Linked DNA regions of Mus musculus: region 2 is linked to region 1. A link is a loop called in an ENCODE intact Hi-C map of the cell type or tissue named here. Cell type or tissue: gastrocnemius. All regions are shown on one strand. Each heading gives the region's core, and the rest is flanking DNA. Links, peaks and the distances in the headings are about the cores only. Region 1 holds the start of Mir1928 (microRNA 1928). Region 2 holds the start of Catip (ciliogenesis associated TTC17 interacting protein).

Region 1 (10,665 bases), core at 983-8,982:
CTAGATTTTCATCTCCACACCCCAATCTACTTCCATTTCTTGGCTATTGTGAACGGAGCAGCAGTGAGTGTGGAAGCTTAGACACTTCACCAACAGGCTGATTTCATTTCCTGTGATATAGACACAGACAGAAGACTGAATCACATGACAGTTCTGTTTTTAATTTCCCAAGGAACCTCCCCGGTGCTTTCTGTAAGGGCTACACCAATTTGCATTCCCACAACAGTGTGAAAGGTTCCCTTTCCCCTCACTCTGACCAATACTTACTGTCTTATCTTTTTACCAAGAGCCACTCTAACAACTGTGGGCTAATGTCTCATTGTGAGGTTTTTGTGGGTTGTCTTGTTTTGTTTTGTTTTTTGTTTTGTTTTGTTTTGTTTTGTTTTGTTTTGTTTTGTTTTGTTTTGTTTTGAGGGACAGTCTCACTGTATGGCCCTGACTGGCCTGGAACTCACTTTGTAGACCAGATTGGACTTGAACTCACAAAGCTCTGCCAGTCTTTGCCTCCCGAGTTCTGATATTAAGAGAGTATGACACCACACCCAGCTCACTGTGGTTTTAATTTGCATTCCTGTTATGACTGGAGGTGTTGAGTATTTTTTTCATACAGCGGTTGATTATTCGTGCATCCTTCCTTCTCTGTGTGTATGTGCTCATGTGTGCAGGGATACATGTGCACGTACATGTGGGTTCGTGTTGATATTGAATGTCTTCTTCAATCCCCCCTTACCTTTTTTTAAAGATTTATTTATTTATTTATTTATTTATTTATTTATTTATAAATCTTCAGATGCACCAGAAGAGGGAGTTAGATCTCGTTACCGATGGTTGTGAGCCACCATGTGATTGCTGGGATTTGAACTCAGGACCTTTGGAAGAACAGTTGGTGCTCTTAACCGCTGCTGAGCCATCTCACCAGCCCCACCTTTTTTTTTTAATATTCTATTTTTGTTTTAATTTAAAGTATGTGTGTGCACATAAGTACAGTACTCTCCGAGGCCAAAAGAAGATGTTGGATTCCCTTGAAGCTGGAGTTATAAGTAGTTGTGAGCCACCCAACATGAGTACTGGGAACTGAACCCAGGACCTCTGGAAGAGCAGGGAGCGCTCTTAACCACTGAGCCATCTCTCGAGTCCTTAAGTTTTGAGACTCAGTCTTTTGCTAAACCAGGAGCTCACTGATTCAACTACACCGGCTAGTCAAACAATCTGCAGGAATCCTCCTGTCTCTGCCTCCCCAGAACTGAGATGACAGATGTGTGCTACCTCACCCAGCTTCGACAGGTTCTAGGGATCAAGCTCAGACCAGCTTGTCTTCATGGCAAGTGCTTTAAGGACTCCCCAGCTGTTTGGTGTATCCAACTACTAGTAACACTTTCTTGGTTTTTTTTTTTTTTTAATGTTTGTTTGTTTATTTAATGTATGTGAGTACAGTGTAGCTGTCTTCAGACACACCAGAAAAGGGCATCAGATCTCATTACAGATGGTTGTGAGCCACCATGTGGTTGCTGGGAATTGAACTCAGGACCTCTGGAAGAGCAGTCAGTGCTCTTACCAGTTGAGCCATCTCTCCAGCTTCTCTTACTTTGTTTTTAAGACAGCTTCACTGGCCTCAGACTCCCGCTTCTCCTGCTTCAGCCTCCCAGTGCTGGAGAGCGCAGGCAGTAACTAACAGGCCTGGCTTAATGTTAACAATTTGTGACTGTTGATTTTGTATCCTGGAACTTGGCTGATTTGTTATTGTTGCTGCTGTTCTAATACTTTTTGGGGGGTCTTGGGGTCTTTGGAATTTTCTATATAAGAACACGTCAAAGACTAACAATTTAACTTGTTCCTTTGTTTTTTATAAAGACCGAGTCATTCTGTGGCCCAAGCTAGCTTCAAACTTGGTGCACGCCACTTCCCCAGCTTTCCATATGCTGGCATTGCAGGTGTGAGCCACCCTGCCTTGCTTAAATAATTGGTTTTTAAAGTTGTTACTCCCCACTCCCCCCCCAGACAGGGTTTCTCTGTGTAGCCCTGGCTGTCCTGGAACTCACTTTGTAGACCAGGCTGGCCTTGAACTCAGAAATCCGCCTGCCTCTGCCTCCCAAGTGCTGGGACTAAAGGCGTGCACCACCACGCCCGGTTTAGTTGTTACTTTTTTTAAAGATTTATTTGTTTTATATACGTGAGTACACTATCGCTATCTTCAGACACACCAGAAGATGATATCAGACCCAATTACAGATGGTTGTAAACCACCATGTGGTTGCTGGGAATTGAACTCGGGACCTCTGGAAGAGCAGCCAGTGCTCTTATCAGTTGCGCCATCTCTCCAGCCCAAGTTGTTCCTATTTTGAGCTCATTTTTCTCATCAAGAACAGGTTTTGAATTTTGTCCAAGGTTTCTATATAGATAATCATGTGACTTTTTCTCCTCAAAATAGATTAATAAATTAATTTTGTTGGTAATTCCCTAATGCTGAGTGCTGCTTGGGCTTTTAGAATAAATACCATTTCTTGAATAAAAAGAATGGGATATAGTGCTGGAGTTAAGAGCACTGACTGTTCTTCCTGAGTTCAAGTCCCAGCAACCACGTGGTGGCTCACAACCATCCGTCATGAGATCCGACGCCCTCTTCTGGTGCGTCTGAAGACAGCTAAAGTGTACTTAGATATAATAATAAATAAATCTTTTTTTAAAAAGAGGGGGATAGAAACTGAAGCCCTGAACTGGTATTGTCTTAGCCAGGGTGTCTATTGCTGTAATGAAACACCATGAGCAAAAGCAACTTGGGGAGGAAAGGGTTTATTTCAGCTCATACTTCTAGATCACAGTCCTTTACCAAGGCTAAGCCGGAGCAGGAACTCAAGCAGGGCAAGAACCAAAAGGCAGGAGCTGATGTGGAAGCAATGGAGGGATGTCGCTTATTGGCTTGCTCCCTTTGCTTGCTCAGCCTGCTTTCTTAGAGAACCCTGGAACCACCTGCCCAGGGGTGGTGGACTGGACCCTCCCTCCGACACTGGTGATAATTAGGAAAATTATCACTTGCCCATGGGCCAATCTGATGTGGATATTTTCTTAATTCAAGTTCTCTCTTCTGAGATGACTAGCTGTATCAAGTTGACATAGCACAAATGGCCTTCAAAGCTTTGCTTGGTCTCTCTCGCCCTCTGTTCCTTGCCTCTGCCTTCACCTGAGTGACCCAAACACTAGAAACTTCCTGTCTCCTAGTTCCTGGGAGTCTGAAGTCCAGATGTCAGCATGACTGTTTTTCCTCTTTAGGGCAGTGAGAAGTACTCTATCTAACCTGTTCCATACATTGCTCCGGATCATGTAGTTTGCTGGCAAAAGGTGGAGTTCCTTGGCCTGTAGAAGCACAATCCAGTATCTGTCCTTATGTGCCCATGCTCCCTCCACTGTGTCTCAGTTCGTGGGTTCCTAGGCCTGTATCCCATTTTGATAAGATCACCAGTTATTGAGATTTTGTCTTTTACTGTCTATTGTAATCCTAAGGGGGGGGGGGAGCAAGACCTGGAGTCTGCCTTAACCAATGCGATCTTGCCCTCCAAATTAATTTTGATTTGTAAATACAGATGCCAACTGCCAATAATTAGGCAGAAGAGACATAGGTGAGGTTCTCAGCTAGGGGAAGGGGAGGAGGAAGGAGAAGCAGCCATGGGTTAAGAGTTAGAGAGTGGCCCTGAGGACTGCCCAATTAGAGTTAAGAGGAGCCCAGATAAAACTTAGTAAATAAGTAATATTTTCCTGGTTTATCCATAGGAAAATAGATTCTAACAGCATGGAGGGTAGGCAGCTATTCAGCTCTTGTGTTGGTTAAGGCTTATTGTAAATATAAAAGCTGTGTGTGTGTCTTTCAATCCAGAACTAATTGGTTTAAGAGGGGGTTCTACTCCAGGCTGAGATTTAAATAATTACCGCAACAACCAACTGGGGCTCCCTTAATAGCCTCAGCTAAACTAACTACAATCTCAACAACTCTAATTCCAAATAAGGTCACATTCTGATGTCCTCAGGGTTACGTCTTGGAGACAGGAGGCAGGAACACAATTCCGGCCATCCATGAGCCATCTGCCGTAGCCTCTGGCTTTGCCCCTGGGTGTTGCTTCACTGTTTAGCCATTGGCTTGACTTCCTCTATCCGGAAAGCCTGCCTGCTTCAACCTGGAGTAAGGTCCTCCCTTGCCCCAAGCTTGCTGCTTGAGACCTCCTGCCTAGCAGTTCATAGCTCCCCAGGCCTTCCCAATGTCCACTCAGTAACACTCCCGCACACTTGACTTGTTCATCACGTAGTTTATTTCCGATTTCCACTTCTTGAGACTGTAAGCATGGGGAAAAGGTAGATTTTATTGTGTTTTGACCCCCATATCTCGTGCACTTTGGAGATAGCTTGGCAAGTGGTACAGAATTAAGCTCCAAGCCGGGCGTGGTGGCGCATGCCTTTAATCCCAGCACTCGGGAGGCAGAGGCAGGAGGAGTTCTGAGTTCGAGGCCAGCCTGGTCTACAGAGTGAGTTCCAGGACAGCCAGGGCTACACAGAGAAACCCTGTCTCGAAAAACAAACAAACAAAAAAAAAAACAGAATTAAGCTCCAAAAAAACATGGACTAGGAGACCCAGCCTGTGGGTAACCTGTAACCCCAGCACTTTGGAAATGGAGGATGGAGGATTATGATTTCAAGGTTATCCTGGATTACTTCAGACTTTCTCAAAAATGGAAAAGACGGAGACCTACCAGTGATTTTTTTTTCTTGCCCCAATCCTCTGGAAGGTCACACTACAGGGAAAGTTTAGGCCACTATTTATAGGAAATGACCTAGCAAGGTGAGGCGTTTCAGAAATGCCTGAAATCAAGCAGAAAATGGGGAAGGGGCAAAAAACAAAACAAAACAAAAAAACTACTGAAGACTGTAGTTTCAGAACTCCACCAGCAGAGGGCAACATTGTCTTCTAAGCAAATCAGCTAACTGCCATGATCTACTGAAACCGCTGTAACAGCCCCATTATCTGGAACCCAAGGCCACTATTTGACAAAGTCTTGGGCGTACGTACATTCCTTTTTCTCTGAGTTCTCCCACTCAAGTATTTAGCCATTAGCCCAATGTGAGTAATCTAACATCAGTTCCCATGTGCTCTAAGGAGGGGTGAGTGAAGTTATCATGGGATTCAAAACGCGAGTCTTGTGTGGGGTCGGCCCCTTCTTGCATCCCACAAACCTTTTCTCCAGAAGATTCTCAGCCTCTTGGGTTACCCTACTTTCCTTTTCATCGAGGCAGTTAAAAGCTGCACAGAAATCAAACTTCAGGACTAGGGACGCAGCTCCCTCTGTAGAGTGTTTGCAAGCAGGAAGCCCTGGGTTCCATCAGGGTACCTGTGTAGCTTTGAGACTGTTTGCCTGCAGTGGCGCAGGGGGTGCGGCGGGAGTGGAGGTCTCTGGTCTTTCCCCCTTATGATTTTTTTTTTCTTCTTTACAAGTTGGGGTTAGAGCTGGCAATGTAGCTCAGTGGTAGAGCACTTGCCTACAATGCGCAAAGCTCTATCCTCGAAACCCTCTCCTCCCCAAGAAAACTGAGGTCTTGAGGTACCTTCCAACCTACCCTGAATGCCTGAGTTTGGGCAGTGTTCCTGCCTCAGCCTCCGGAGCTGGGCTCTCAGCACCCACCGTCATGCCTAGCTTTTTTCTCCTAGTACAAAGCACACTGATCCTCCTGATAGGGCCGGCCCCTCCTTTGGTCACTAGCACACAATACCTGTCAATCATCTTGGAGGAAAGCCTTGTGTGCTTCCGGTTAAAGATGCTTCAGCGAGTGCTGGTGGGAGGATGTGGCAGCGCAAAGCATGATGGGCCAGACACTGCTCTTCCTTTCCCGTCTATTCCTCTTACTGGATGGTGCATCCTCCTTCAGGACAAGCTCTCCTCTTAGCTAATCCTCTCTGGGAACACTCTGCCGCCCAACCCTAGAGGCATTTACTGACCAATCAAGTGGAGTTAACAATCTCGATGAACCATCAGGAGGGCTGGCGATAGATTGCTTCCCTAGCATACACCGGGTTCAATCCTCAGCACCCCACGAATGCGACATGAGAATACAGACTATTCCCAATGTCTCAACCTTAAACAAAGCAAATGCCCCAAAAATGTCAGAAGCAATATGTGGGTAATAGTTGATAACCTGTTTGCAGCTTTATAAAAAAGGTTAGGGTGTTGTTTTTTTTTTTTAGATGTATTTACTTTATGTTCTGTTAATGGGTGTTTTATCAGCGTGTATGTTGGTGCAGCACACGCATCTCTGGTGCCTAACAAGGCCAGAAAGGGGCAGTAGTTACAGACTGTTAGGAGCTGCCATGCAGGTGCTGGGAATCTAACTCAGGCCCTCTGGAAGCAGTCAGTATTAACCACTAAACCATCTCTCCAGGCCCCTGTGTGCAGCTTTGGGTCAGTTAAAGTCAACAGAATAGCTTTTTCCCTTAGAAAATTCTGTTTAAAATTTCTGTGAAAAAGGATCTCTCATTCTTTGTGGGCTGTTCAACAAATATAAGACAATTGTCCTTTGTTAAGGACAGGTATTTGAGAGACTCCAGAAACACAACAGACATGCAACAGGGTAAGACAGACCAAGACAGGCCAAGCACACACAACAGAGAGGCTACAGTCAGGTGAAAGGCCACAAAACCCCTAAAGACGGAAGATACAGGGAGGGAAATGGGGAATTCAGGATATGGGCTCATTCATGGTCTAAACTATTCCAAGGGGTTGAAGAGATGGCTCAGTCCTTAAAGGCTAATTCATTCTGTGACAAACACCACATCCACTTGACTAGAACCACCTCCTTCTCTGTGGGCAGGGTTTTGTATTCTCATGAGGTTCCAGAGAGTTCTAATGAACATTTGTGTCTCTGATGCAAGCTTTCTTATTGCCTCTTACGGGCTCCCAACAATAACACGTTCTACCCTGTGCATCCCAACGAGCAAAGTCAGCATGCTGTATGACAGACTGACTGTCAAAGCAGTATCCTTGGTTGCAGTAAAAATAAACTGCACAAATGGCTGCCGGGGGTGGGGCTAGCGCCAGGGACGGAGCAGATGGGAGACAGGTGGAGAAAGGCTGTTCAGTAATAGCTGCCTTTTTCTTTCTTTGCCCCCCCCCCCCCCGGTCTCATTGTGTACTCCAGGCTGCCCTTTAATTCACGATCTTCCTGCATCCACCTCCCAAGTGCTGCAGACGTATGCTGCTGTGCCCTGGCTCTTTGGTAGCTTATAGTTCTCATTGTATATTTTAATCTTTAAAAAAAAAATGCTTGCCGCCGGGCAGTGGTGGCTCACACCTTTAATCCCAGCACTTGGGAGGCAGAGGCAGGCAGACTTCTGAGTTTGAGGCCATCCTAGTATACAGAGTAAGTTCCAGGACAGCCATGGCTATACAGAGAAACCCTGTCTCAACTGCCGCCACCACCCCCCAAAAAAAGCTTCCCTCGAATACACAAAACCTGGGGTTTGAGCCCCAGTACTGCATACAGTAGGTGTGGTCGTGTATACCAGTAATGCTAGCACTCGGGAGGTAGAGGAAGGAAAAATATTAGTCCAAGTTCGTCCTTGGCTACTTAGGGAGTGTAAGGCCAACCTGGGCTAGGTGAGAACCTGTTTTAAAGAGCGGAAAAAAATGATTCATTTAAATGTAGTGGTAGAATATCTGTGGTCCCAGTCTGAAACCTCGTTTAGGCTATGGCAGCCTCAATGTGTGTTTCTGGCTGTTCATCTTCACTTAAACCCAGAGAGCCTAAGATGTCTCCAGCCAGCACCCGGGTCATCACTTCCCGGCTCAGGGGCTCTGTCCTTCAGTCTTCACAACCTGGTTTGCTTGTTGTTTGTTTGTCTGGGGTGTTTTGTTAGGTTGATGTTGTTTGTTTTTTGGTTTGGTTTGTTGTTTTGAGACTCAATCTCAAAGTACGGCCAGCCAGTCCTTAAACTTTGATCCTCCTGCCTCCGGTCTCAAGAATGCTGAGAACTCAAGCAAGCACCACCTTACTGAGCTTGCTGACTCCTTCAAACTGCCCCCATCCAGTTCTACTCTGTCCTCCGGCTTTGCTCCCAAAGGTGCAGCTTAGCGCGTGTTTGCTCTGTAGTGCACGAGTGAGCGAACGCTGTTAGCTGAGTGTGGAAGAAGTTGGATGATGTTTGCACCTAGAACATAGAAAAAAATAAGAATGTCAAACTCCAAATTAAGACCAGAGAGAGAGCTCAGAGGTAAAGATGCCTGCCACAAAATCTGAGGATTTGCATCCGCCCCCAGGACGGAGTTCCGCTTCCCCTGGTCGAAGGAGAAAATCAACTGCCAGTGGTCGTTCTCTGACCTGCACAGATGTGTCTAGAAACAGGAATCAATACAAATTTAAAATCTCAAGTGTATTTTCTAAAAGTCCAAACTCAGGTGAGAGAGGCTTAGCTAGCAATAGGGTCTGTGCAGGCATGGAGACCTGCGCTCAGACCCCAGCGCCCGCGTCAAAAGCGGGTGTGACTTTTCAGTGCCTATACGCCAAGGCCGCTGAGGGCAGAGAGAAAGTGACTGAGCAGGACCCTGGGGTCCTTCTCTGCCGCGTCTACCTCACCTCACACATAGGCACAAAAATAGAGAAATACATATGTGTTTATTTCACTTCTTTAATAATTGTTTTGAAGCCAGGCAATGGTGGGCACACCTATAATTCCAATACTCAGGAGGCAGAGGCAGGTGGATCTTTGAGTTTAAGGCCAGCCTGGTCTACAGAATGAGTTACAGAAGAGCTAACAGATGGAGTCGAGAAACCAGATAGGCTCGTCTGTTCAGATTGTCCAGTTCTGGGCTTCCAGGCAAGGACCTCTCTGACATAACACATCGAGTACCACAAGAGTCAGCTGCTGAAGTTCCTTTTTGTTGTTGTGGTTGTTGTTGTTTAAGATTTTTATGAGCATTGGTGTTTTGCCAGCATTTATGTCTGCGTGAGAGTTTCAGGTTTCCTGGAACTGGAGTCACAGACAATTGTGAGCCACGGTGTGGGTGCTAGGAATTGAACCTGGGTCCTCTGGAAGAGCAGCCAGTGTTCTTAACCACTGAGCCATCTTTCCACCCCATTTGTTCTTTAAGACAGAGTCTTGGACTGGTGAGATGGCTCAGTGATTAAGAGCACCAACTGCTCTTCCGAAGGTCCTGAGTTCAAAAGCCAGCAACCACATGGTGGCTCACAACCATCTGTAATGAGATCTGACGCCCTCTTCTGGTGTGTCTGAAGACAGCTGCAGTGTGCTTAGATATAATAATAAATAAATCTTAAAAAAAAAAAAAAAAGACAGAGTCTTATGTAGTTGGCTGCCTTCAAACTCACTAAGTAGGTAAGCACAGGCTTACACTGTGTGATCCTCTGCCTCCATAGAAGGAGCTCTTGAGTTGGGCTTTTTAGACTGAATAGAAGTTTTTTAGGTTGGCCTGGGGAAGGTCTACCATGCAATCTGGAAGAACAATAAACTCTAAAGTGCCATCAAAGAGAGACCAGTGGGATGCACAGTTAATAACAGACAACCCAAGGAAGGCCAGCGAAGCAGGACAGAAAGCTAAGGACCAAATCATCCCCTAGTGGCCACGCTACAGAGGGAAGGTTGACCAAGCACGGTAGCACTGGTTTTTCAGAAAGATACCTTCAGGGCACAGTGACCTAGGCACTAACAAAAAGGACCAGGCAGATCCCAATTCCATCCATCACCGCTCAGAAGCATCTGGAGCACGCCCTGTATTCAGATTCCCCATCCTGTGGGCTGGAGTCTCGACAAAGGGGCAGAGTGAACAGCACACCTTGTTTTCCAAGGACCAGGTAATGAGTACAGGAGATAACAGACTGGTCCTCTGAAAGGGAGGCTGGAACTCAAGCTCCAACAAAGAAGGAGACAGGGACATGAGGTGATTTCCAGAAAGGGACCTGGTAGCATGGGGTGGGGTTTGCAGACCTGGTGATGATGACCTTTGAGTCTGTCTGTGCTGTACCTTCATAAAGAGATGGGCCCATGCCGGGAGTGGTGGCACATGCCTTTAATCGCAGCACTCAGGAACAGAGGCAGAAGAATTTCTGTGAACTCAAGGCTAACCTGGTCTACTTAGAGTTCTACCCTATATTTTTAAATTAAAAAAAAATTTTTTTAAAGCACAGAACAGACAAGCTGCCTGCTTCCTTAATCCTGGCCTGGAAGTACATCTTGTCCCTGTGGGCTAGAGCTGGGTGCCTGCTGTGGCTCTGCTGCAGTGTTCTCTTTGGGAAGATATGGTCCCCATCTCTGCTCTCTCTGTTGTTTAATGAAGCCACAGTGCAGGGCAGATGGCTCGGTGGCTAACATGCTTCCCAGGCACGAGTAAAAACCTAGGTTCAGATGCACCCCCATAAGTGCTGAAAGGGCATGGCAGGCCACCTGTGACAGTAGCGCTCCAAACTCTGCCTCAGTGAAGAATATAGGAGGGAGGGAAAAAGTGTTTACTGTCAGCCTCTGGTCTAAACCCACACAAACACACATAGATACACGCATGAATGCATGTCACACACAGAGACACATATGAACATACACACAGACACACAAATACAGATTAAACACACAGAAACACACAGACAGCCCTACACACACACACACACACACACACACACACA
Region 2 (10,665 bases), core at 1,593-9,592, 160 kb after region 1:
ATTAAAGCAGTGTAAGCAAATATTAACCATTGAAGCAGCGCTTCTTCACCAGCTCCTGCTCTTTGACCTATAAGGATCGAAAGCCTCCATATTTATGCACCTCTGTATTTAACTTTAATTAAGTTCCCTTCTACTTACAGTATAAACCTATTTCCAGGCTCTGTTTCTGTCATGCCAGACTAGGAAATCCCAGAAATCCCATGCAGACCCATTTGAGAGTTTGCCTTGGCAAGACTTTTAAATTTCTTTAAAGTATATTTAAGAACATTTAAACAATTACCATTATACACTCTTCTATCCTTAAAACAATTAAATTGGGCTGGCGAGATGGCTCAGTGGGTAAGAGCATTGACTGCTCTTCCAAAGGTCCTGAGTTCAAATCCCAGCAACCACATGGTGGCTCACAACCATCCATAACAAGATCTGACTCCCTCTTCTGGAATGTCTAAAGATGGCTACAGTGTACTTACATATAATAAATAATTTTTTTTGGAAAAAAAAAAAAAAGCAATTAAATCAAACTTAAAAATTTCTATTCTTTGATTATTTGCTGGCTGGAGACAGGCAGCTTTTATTGTCTGCTTCTCATTGCCTTCTTCCTAGCACCAGGCCAGGGAACCAGCCAGCCTCTTTGCACAGCAGGAGTTCCCAGCATCTCTGAGCTGAGGCTTTCTGTGGCAGCTGTGTTCCTTTGTTCTAGTTTTCTGTGTGGGAACCATGTGACTTAGCTCCACTTAATAAGGAACCAGTTCTCTCCTCTCCTAGACTTAAATCATTTGCAGGTGTGTTTTCTATCCCAGAATACCTAAATTATGTTTAATAGTGGGTTCTTGCCTACCATGTTGCACACCATATGTAGCATCATGCTTCCAGCCCCCCCCCCCCATCTCCCTTTGCCCAGCCGTTAGCCTCTGGCATCTTTACTGATGGATCAAAATTGGAGACAAGGACCTTCAGCATTTGGACATGCAGATTCTCGGTTGAATCAAAACATTAGAACCAATCTTCAACACATAATCCCAACACTTAGGGGCAGAGGCAGGGGTATTTCTGTGATTTTGAGGCCAGACAAGTCTATATAGCAAGTTCCAAACTGGTCAGGGCTATATATTGAGGCCGTGTCTCAAACAAACAAACAAACAAACAAGCAAACAAAAAGAACAACAACAAACAAGGTCTCTGGAGCCCCAGGTAGGTTGGAGTCCACATTTTCCATTTACAGGCAGGTGGCTTGGCCTTTCTGAACCTGGGTTTGTCATCTGCCAATGGAGATGATAATGGTACCAAGACAAGAAGCTTGCTGTGAGCCCTGAACATGTTGTTGATCCTGTTGAGTTCAGCACAGACGCTTCCTCTAGGTCACTGGATATTGCTCAGTAGGTGCCTACCCCATCCGCCAGAGCCTGTTTGTCCCATTCAAGGCCCTCAACTTGTATCCAGCTTGTCATCGTGCTCCGGTATATATTCACTGGCTGGGAGTGCCTCACAATAATAATGAATGCAAACCGAAAAGTAGCAAACAAACAAACATCCAAACCAAACAAGCTAGAGAGGAGGCTCAATGTTGAAAGCACTTGCTGCTCTTGCAGGGGACTCAGTTCAGTTTCCAACACCCACATCCAGCAACCACACCCAGAAGATCCAGTGCCCTCGTCTGGCTTCCACAGGCACAAAGCGTGTACAGATCTACATGCAAGCAAAACACCCATATGCAAAATAACAATAAAATAAATAAATCTTAAAATGTTTTTCAAACACTGGGATTACAGGCATGTCCAACCATGCCCTGGCGGGTCTTTATTTCTTTGTTTCTTAGACATGGCGGGGATCATCCTAGAGGCTGTGGCTTGTAGACCAGGCTGTACCCCTGCGCCATATCCATAGCAGCTCCTTGTCCCTTTAACTTTATTCTGATAACCAAATCAATTTAGGGGCTGGAAGGGAAGCCTTACATTCATGAATCCCCAATGTCTCGTGAGCCAAGCATGGTGGTCTACACCTCTAGTCCCGGTATTCAGGACACAGAGTCAGGAGGATCAGGTATTCCACAGGATTCACAACTACAGAAAGCACTTTGGTTCAACCTGAGACACATGATGCCCTGTCTTTAAAAAGAAGTGTCTTGGTACATGCCTATAATCCCAGCACTCAATAGACTAAGAAGGAAGATTTTTTTTCTAACATTATATACATTTATATTATGAAAGCAATAGGGTTTGCCTTTTTATTTTTTTTTTTAATTAATTTTTTTTTTTTTTTTTTTTTTTTTTTTAGGAATAATCTCAAACTATAGCCCTGGCTAGTCCTGGAAGTCCCTGTGATGACCAGGTTGGCCTCTTGAATACTGGGCCTAAAGATATATACTACCATGCCTAGCTAAAAATGTAATTTTAAAAATGGCTAGTGTCAGCCGGGCAGTGGTGGTGCATGCCTTTAATCCCAGCACTCAGGAGGCAGAGGCAGGCAGATTTCTGAGTTCAAGGCCAGCCTGGTCTACAGAGTGAGTTCCAGGACAACCAGGGCTATAGAGAGAAACCCTGTCTCAAAAAACAAAGAAAAAATAAAAATAAAAACATAAATGGCTAGTGTCTATCAGGACCACATAGAGAAACCTTGTCTGAAGAAAACAAAACGACCAGCAAAATGGCTCATTTGATAGGGGCACCTGCCACCAAGCCTGACACCCCAGGACTCACACAGAGAGAACTAACTCCCAGAAGTCCTTGAGCTCCAGATACGTGCAGTGTGGTGCACCCCTCCCCCTCCACAAATAAATGCAACAAATGTAATGGATTCTAAAATGTAATATGGAGGAGCTTTATCCTAACTGGGATGAGTATGAGTTGGAATAACCCTTCAGTGTCTAAGGCTAGCTCATGTCAAGAAATTTTCTGAGGTCCTGGCTATCATATTGAACTGTGTGTATTAGACATAACATCAACTCCAACATGCCCAGATGGCGATCAAGTGTCCACAGCATGAGTACAAATCAAATGTATGAGTCCTGTAGCCACTCCTCCAAGTCTGTATTTAATCACTTCAGGTGCTGTTAACCAGAAGTTTCCATTCACGGCATCGCCTACCACCCACTCCTCTCCCACCCATTCCTCTACCACCTATTACTTCCTTGCTGCTTAATTCTTTCTAAGACAGGGTCTCTCTGTGTAGCCCTGGCTATGCTGCAACTCACTCTGTAGATCAGACTGGCTTCAAACTCAAAGAGATCCCCTGCCTCTGCCTCTGAGTGTTGAGATTAAAGGTGTACATCACCACTTCCTGGTTTTATTTTCAGTTTTTGAGACAGAGTCGCATTGCAACCCACTGGCCTCAAACTCAATACGTAGCTGAGGATGACCTGGGCTTCTGATTTTCCTGCCCAGCCCTCCCAAGTGCTAGAATCACAACCCAGCACCATCCTATCCAGCTGCTGCCTGAATGCAGACTCAGTCTGACTGCCTCTGGTCAAGTCTTGGCTGTGAAGGATTAGCTGTGTGACGAGTGAAGCCAGTTAGCCTCTCTTTGCCTTAGTTTTCTTCTCCATAAAACCCACATATTACCTCCATATGAGGTCATAGCCTACATCAGCCAAGCATGGTAGTGCACACCTGTGATCCCAAAACTCGGAAGGCAGGGGCAGAATAACTATCTCTAGGACAGCCTGAGCCACATAGTAAGCCCTAGGCTCGATTCCCCCAGTGCCTCATAACCTGGGAATGGTGGCACACGCCTGCCTGTAATTGTAGGACTCAGGAGAAAGAGACAGGAAGGTCAGAAATTTAAGGTCATTCTCTGCTTCATTAAGTTTGAAGTCAGCCTGGGATATATAAGACCCTGTCTCAAAACAACAAAACAAGGGGCTGGAGAGATGGCTCAGTGGTTAAGAGCACTGACTGCTCTTCCGAAGGACCTGAGTTCAAATCCCAGCAACCACATGGTGGCTCACAACCATCCATAATGAAATCTGACGCCCTCTTCTGGTGCATTTGAAGACAGCTACAGTGTACTTAGATATAATAATAAATCTTTAAAAACAAAGAAAGTTCCCAGCACTTGGGAGGCAGAGGCAGGAGGATTTCTGAGTTCGAGGCCAGCCTGGTCTACAGAGTGAGTTCCAGGACAGCCAGGGCTACACAGAGAAACCCTGTCTTGAAAAAATCAAAAAGAAAAAAGAAAAACCAAAAAGGAAAACAAAAAAGACAAAAGAGAAAAGACTTTGCTGTCCCTCTCAGCGTGACCATCATTATGCCTACATGCCTCAATGATGACAGTCCCAGTAAGATGAGGAGGCATCCAAGCTCATAGGTGAGTCACAGAGGCCCCTCTGAAAGTTGCAGCTTGCAGAAAAGAAGATGAACAGCCTTGGTGAACCTGGGAATTAGAAACAGTTTCTACTGAGTGCGAAGGCTTTCCCACCATCGTAAAGGCAATGAATGGGAACCTGAGGCTCAGGAGATAGGAGACTGTTTTTATTGGGACTGTAGCACACAAAGACAGTTGTCCAACCTTGAAGTGGATTCTGTGTGTGAGCCTAGGTCCGGCCCAGGAGTCATGAGTGCCCGGTTTATGGGCACAAGTCACTACTTCTGGTTTAGTCTACTACTTCTTTGTATTATTATTATTATTATTATTATTATTATTATTATTATTATTATTATTATTATTATTATATTTTATATATTTGGGTGTTTTGTTGGATGTTTGTGTGTGTGCCATGTATGTCTCTGGTATCCATGGAGTCCAGAAGTGGGTGTTGGATCCTACAGAACTAGAGACAGTTGTGAGCCATCTTGTGAGTGCTGGGATTCAAACCCAGGCCCTCTGGAAAAGCAGCCACTGCTTTCAACCGCTGAGCCACCTCTCTAGCCCCCTTCGTCCATGAATTCCCAAGGAAGTTGTAAAGACCTGCTTTCCCTCAGCCTCTTAAGAATGTCAAAGGCTCCCTCTGCTGGACAACCTCTTAAGCTTGGGCTGAGCCCCAAAGCTTGACAAATCTAGGTTCAGTAAAGTGGGTTGATTGCCCTTTAAGAGGCAGTACCTAGCTTTCTGGTTGCCATGGAGACTACTAGTCACAGACTGACTAGCCTCAATAAAATGTCTTCCAAAGTTTCCCCCACTGGTGAGGAATGGACTTCTGGTCTGTGGGTGGAGGGAGAAGGGGTATTTGTCCCTTGCAAACCCACCAAAGTGTGGTCTTCGCAAATTTAACTTTTGGGGATGGGGATCAGAACCAGGTATCCCTACCTACTCTACCCTTTTCTCTAGAGTCTGACTTATTAGCTTTTTCTTCCTCTTGTAGTTTCCAAAGCCAAGGACCAGCATCACTTAGGCCAGCTGCAGCAACAGCAGCAGCAGCGGCAGCAGCAGCAGCCATTCCCAGAAGCCAATGCTGAAGCCATCAGCTTTCTCAACTCCTTCTGTGAGCCAGATGGTGGGGCAGGCGTGGGGAGGAGAGGTACAAGTCTCTCTCTCCACCCGATCCTCTTGAGATTCAGAAAAGACCTGTTTGCTAATGAACATGGAGGGACAAGCCTGTCGGGGAGAGCTTTACCAGCTGGCACCGAGTGATGACAAGGAGGAGTGACGGGGCTGGTTAGGAGATGGGAGACGTGACAAGGGGTGAGTGGGTGGTGTGGGGTCTAGAGGCTGGGCCTGGAGAGACAGCTTCTCTGCACCACCCAGGGCTGGAGGATATGCTCCTGTTCTTCCCGGAGACTCTGGCCATCCTCTCAGACACAGGGGAACCTCAGGGAGAACTGACCATTGAGGTGCAGAGGGGGAAGTACAAGGACGACATAGGGATCCTGACCCACTGTCTACTGGTCCACGCCTCTAGCCGCGGCTTCCTAGACAAATCGCTGTGTGGGAGCTCCCTCCTAGGTACAGCCCTGACTGCTGCCTGTCCCTCACATCTTCTCTCCACGCCCCACCCCCATTCCAATCCATAGGTCCTTAATTGGGACCTGCCCCTTGACTTACCTGGGAGAGGGTAAAGCCTGGGGGAGGGGAAGAAGAGGAAGGGGGAGAGGAGAGGGAGGAGGAGGGGAGGTCATTCCCAGTCACATACCCAGGACAAGAACAGTGTTGACCACCCTGTCATTTTCCCATGGCCACGTTGCCCCAGCCTGGGCCAGCCCGTTCCCTAGCGTCCATCCTATGACATCAGTGCCTCCCTGTACCCCAGGCTACCTAAACAACAATCTGGAGCTGATGGAACAGCACAGTCAGGAGTTCATCAAGGTATTTACTCCCAGCCTCCCCCAGCCTTGCCCCTGCTCCAGGGTAAGCCAGAACATGGGCTTTACGAGGGTGGGAGGGACCTCTGGAGAATATCACACTCCCATATCCCACCAGCCCGAACCTGCACCACACACGGTTGGTTTGATAACCAGTCACCTCCATTACTGCTGCTGATGTTGTCTGGATGCACAAACCGAGCCCAGCCCACTGGCCTCCTCCGGCCTGAAAGCCTGGTCCACTTCCCAGAGCCACGTGACCTGACCTTTCCCAGAGCCTGTCACTATTTAGCCTCCAAATCTGGCTCTATCCTCTTCACCCAGTCCCTTCAGAAACTTCCTCTGTGGGGCCATGCCCTGTCTAAACATGGGAGATGACTTGGGCCTAACAGCCTTCTCAGAGAATCTGTTCCCAGCTTCCAGCCTGTGTTCCGTTCTGAGGTTTACAGCTGTTCATCTTTCCTATTACATACTATGGGCCTATTTCTGACTTCCACCATAAATGGAAGATCTCCTTTCCTCCCTCTCCTCCCCTTCCTTCCTATTTTGAGGCAGTCTCATAACTAGACTGGCCTCAGACATGGTGTGTAGCTGAGGGTGATTTGGAACCCCTGACCCCCCTCCCAAGTGCTGGACCACCACACCAGGCTATGAGGACCACCACACCAGGCTATGAGGCTTTTTGTTCATCTTTTTGTCTGCTTGCCCGCCTGCCTGCCTGTCTTATTTTATCTTTTTTATTTATCAAGACAGGGACTTTTGTCTTATTTTGTTTATAAAAAACTAAGATTGACTGCATTTGCCTATAATCCCAGTGCTTAGGAGGCTGAGGCAGGAGAATTGTTGCAAGTACAAGGCTATCCTGAGCTACATAGGGAGTTCCAGGCCATTCTGAACTATTTTTTTTTCTCTCAGAAAAACAAACCACAGACAAACAGCGTCGAAGATAGGATGGGAGGTAGCCTCTCAAGGGCGAGCACGTGATTGTCTCTCCTGTGTGCTCTGCTCTTCAGTTCCCTGTCCTTCCCATGGAGAGGAAGATGAGCGTCCTGAAGCAGGATGGCCAGTTTGTTGTGACCAGAAGTGTCAAGGAGGGTGAGGTAAGAGTGAAAGCCAAGTGGGAACCCCTCCCACATCCTCAGAACCACAGCAGGGACGAGCTGTGCGAGGTCAGGTGCTTACATAACCAACACCCTGCTCCAACACCTCCTGCCTCTTCTGAGCTCCAAGATCTGCCCCAAACAGGAAACGAAGACCGGAGTCTCTGTTTTCCCCTATAAAACATTCAAGGGCTTTGTCTCCAGTGCAGCCAATGTGGTGCTGCTGAGAGTGATGGCCTGGCAGCAGTCGGTGCCCAGTGGGGCTCGCTTCCTAGCCTTAGACTCGGAGGGCAAGCTCTGCCATTGCACCTACGTGAGTACTGTCTCTGGGCAAAGGAATCAACCTGGGGAGAACTAGAAGGGTCATGAAGGCCACTGAGGTGGGAAACACAGATGTGATGTGGGAGGGTGGTAAGCAAGGTGGGTTGGGTCTAGGTCCTGAGGGCAAAATGAAGTACACTGGAGCAACAGCAGTTAGACAAACGTGGTAGGAAGAAGAGTGAGAACAGAGCACCCGGGATAAGTGGGAACGAAAAGGTGGGAAGCAACCTTCTGTACATAAAGGTCACTACACAGAAAAGACTCATGGAAGCCTGCTTTCTAAACACCTGCCTTCTAAGGCTGGAGAGACGTTCAGTGGGGCATGATGAGGCTCTGACTTTGATCCCCAAGCCCATGTAAATGCTGCACACATATAATCCCAGAACTGCAGCAGTAAAGACAGCCTGAGTGCATCAGGCTGCCTCAGGGCCCAGTGAGAGAGAGAGCCTGTCTCAAAACCAAGGTGAGGGCAGAGAGATGTCTCAGTGGTTGCGAGCACTTACTGGTTTTGCAGAAGACACAAGATCAGCTCACAGCACCCACATGGCAGCTTACAACCTTCTGTAACCCAAGTCCCAAGAGGTATACATCTACATCTACATCACATCTACATCTACATCACATCTACATCTACATCTACATCTACATCTACATCACATCTACCATCACATCTACATCTACATCACATCTACATCTACATCACATCTACATCTACATCACATCTACATCTATATCACATCTACATCTATATCACATCTACATTTACATCACATCTACATCTACATCACATCTACATCTACATCACATCTACCATCACATCTACATCTACATCACATCTACATCTACATCACATCTACATCTACATCACATCTACATCACATCTACATCTACATCACATCTACATCACATCTACATCACATCTACATCTACATCACATCTACATCTACATCACATCTACATCTACATCACATCTACATCTACATCACATCTACATCTACATCACATCTACATCTCCATCTACATCACATCTACATCTACATCTACACACATATATATGTATACACATATATAGCGCTTCTCGGCCTTTTGGCTAAGATCAAGTGTATGTATACACATATATACGTGTATGTAGGTAAAACATTCATACACATAAAGATAAAAATTTCAAATAAAACAAAATAGTTTCTGAAGAACCCACATACATGCATGCTAAACACCCACACACATGTGCACCTACGAACACATATACCAGTTTGTTGTGGCCCAAACTGGTCTTACCCCACTTCTCTGACAGAGTTTCACTGTGTAGCCCTGTCCATCCTGGAACTCAATCTGTAGACCAGGCTGGCCTCGAACTCACAGAGAACTGGTTGCCTCTGCCTCCCGAGTGCCGAGATTAAAGATATGTACCACCAGCTCCTGGGCTTTAGGCTCTCAACCCTCATGCCTTAACTCCCCAAATGCAATTACATGTGTGCACCACCACACTAGGCACTCTTGCAAATGTGCATACAGGTTTGTGCAGGTAGAGGACGGAGGTCGGCCTCAGGTTTTTTTTCTAAAGCACTGTCCACCTGGTTTTAGAGACAAGGTCTCTCATTGTATAGCACCTCCATCCCCATACTGGTCCTCCCTGTAACAAAATGTGCAACTAGCAGTGCTCCTCCATTGAGATGGCTTGAGAAGAGGGTGGCGGGAGCTGACTATTAGAGTCTGAAACATATCCTGAGAATTCAAACTTTGTGTCATATAAGGAACTGAATAGCTAAGCTTCAGTTCCCAGTGGTGAGCTGGGATGAAGACCCGAGGAGAAGGAAACACCTTCACCTCTAGGAGAAGGGGACACAAAGGGGGACATCGCCTCACTGTGCTCTCCACTTTGGTTGCTGTAGAAATCCCTGGGTTTCCAGACAATCCAAGTGGGCAACCAGCAGGCTAAAATGTTCATCGTGGAGCAAACCATACACTCTGAAGAGGGCATCCCCTTCTCCTGCCAGTACTACTTGCTCCCTGATGGGTGAGCCACTTGTGGGAAGGTCCAACGTGACCATGTCATGTGGTGGCTGGGAGCTCTGAATGTGAAGAAAAGATGTTCATGGGGTGGCATAGGGCACGGGAGTCACTCTTATCCCCAGGATGCTGCCAGGAAAAGCTCTCAGTGAGACCCGGGTGCTCCTTTGCTTTCCCCATCTCATTTGCTTAAAAAAAAAAAAAAGAAGAAGAAGAAGAAGAAGAGAGCTCAGGTTGGCCTCAAATTCACAGCCCTCCTGCCTTAGTACCCTAGGTGCTGGGATTACAGATGTGTTTTGGGCAAGGCATGATGCTTGCTGTTATCTGGGACAGGCCCCAAGAACTACAAAGATAAAGAGAGAAAGCAGTGCTCAAGGGGACACTGTAGTGTCTTACCTCAGCTGCCATGACAAAATACCACAAGATGAGTCAGCAACCTGGGGATGGGGAGGGAGGTTCACACCTGTCTTCCCAGCATTTAGGAAGCTGACACAGGAGGATGGCTCCAGGTCTGAGGGCCATCTATAGTAGTAAGATATTCCCTCAAAAGGGTGCACACAAGTTAAAGGATGGCTCAGCTGGAGAGGTGGGGAGGGAGTTTGCTGCCAAATTGGATGCCCTGAGTTCAATTCCTGGAACCCACTTAGCATAAAGAGAGAACCAACTCCTACAAGTTGTCCTCTGACCTCCACACAAGCATGTGTGTGAATGGTGTGTGTGTGTACATGCATGCACACAGGAAAAAATTAATGTTGAAGGAAAAAAGATCACTGGATGTTTTAAACAATGGCCAGCAGGGTTGGTTTCTGATGAGCTCTCTGGTTGTTTTCAGTGCCCCAGGGGGGAGACGGCTCTGTAGACTGCTTTCTCTGCATTCTCTTCCTGTTCTGAGGATGCTAATCCTTTCTGACTGAAACCCCACCATCATGCTGGTCAATTGACCTTAGTCATTTCCCAGAAGGCTTTCATTACACTGGGGTCAGAAGTGGGAGCCACTACCG

What was found. Hi-C counts contacts between places; a loop is a spot of excess contacts. Peaks named below come from ENCODE experiments on the same cell type or tissue, not always from the same donor. Only the 100,000 strongest peaks of a DNase experiment are listed, where the experiment ranks them.
Region 2: it touches region 1 in a loop (9-fold over the local background); 20 of 42 quality-filtered maps call a loop at or near these places.

What each region holds. Positions count from the first base shown.
Region 1 is chr1:74,201,077-74,211,741 of GRCm38, forward strand. Mir1928 (microRNA 1928) reads right to left here and starts at 5,544; the gene lies at 5,478-5,544. Gm31691 (a long non-coding RNA gene) reads right to left here. Exons shown (of 3, transcript XR_373519.2): 3 at 7,404-8,182. In gastrocnemius, for the core only: a CTCF peak has its summit at 4,933 (motif pointing right); DNase peaks (open chromatin) are centred at 4,932 and 7,042; H3K4me3 peaks cover 208 bases.
Region 2 is chr1:74,357,071-74,367,735 of GRCm38, forward strand. It overlaps Catip (ciliogenesis associated TTC17 interacting protein), which reads left to right and starts at 5,065. Exons shown (of 10, transcript NM_001379457.1): 1 at 5,065-5,116; 2 at 5,297-5,452; 3 at 5,680-5,877; 4 at 6,182-6,237; 5 at 7,247-7,333; 6 at 7,479-7,646; 7 at 9,547-9,671. The coding sequence starts at 5,092. In gastrocnemius, for the core only: CTCF peaks have their summits at 3,993 (motif pointing left) and 4,959 (motif pointing left); a DNase peak (open chromatin) is centred at 4,939; H3K4me3 peaks cover 374 bases; H3K27ac peaks cover 2,416 bases.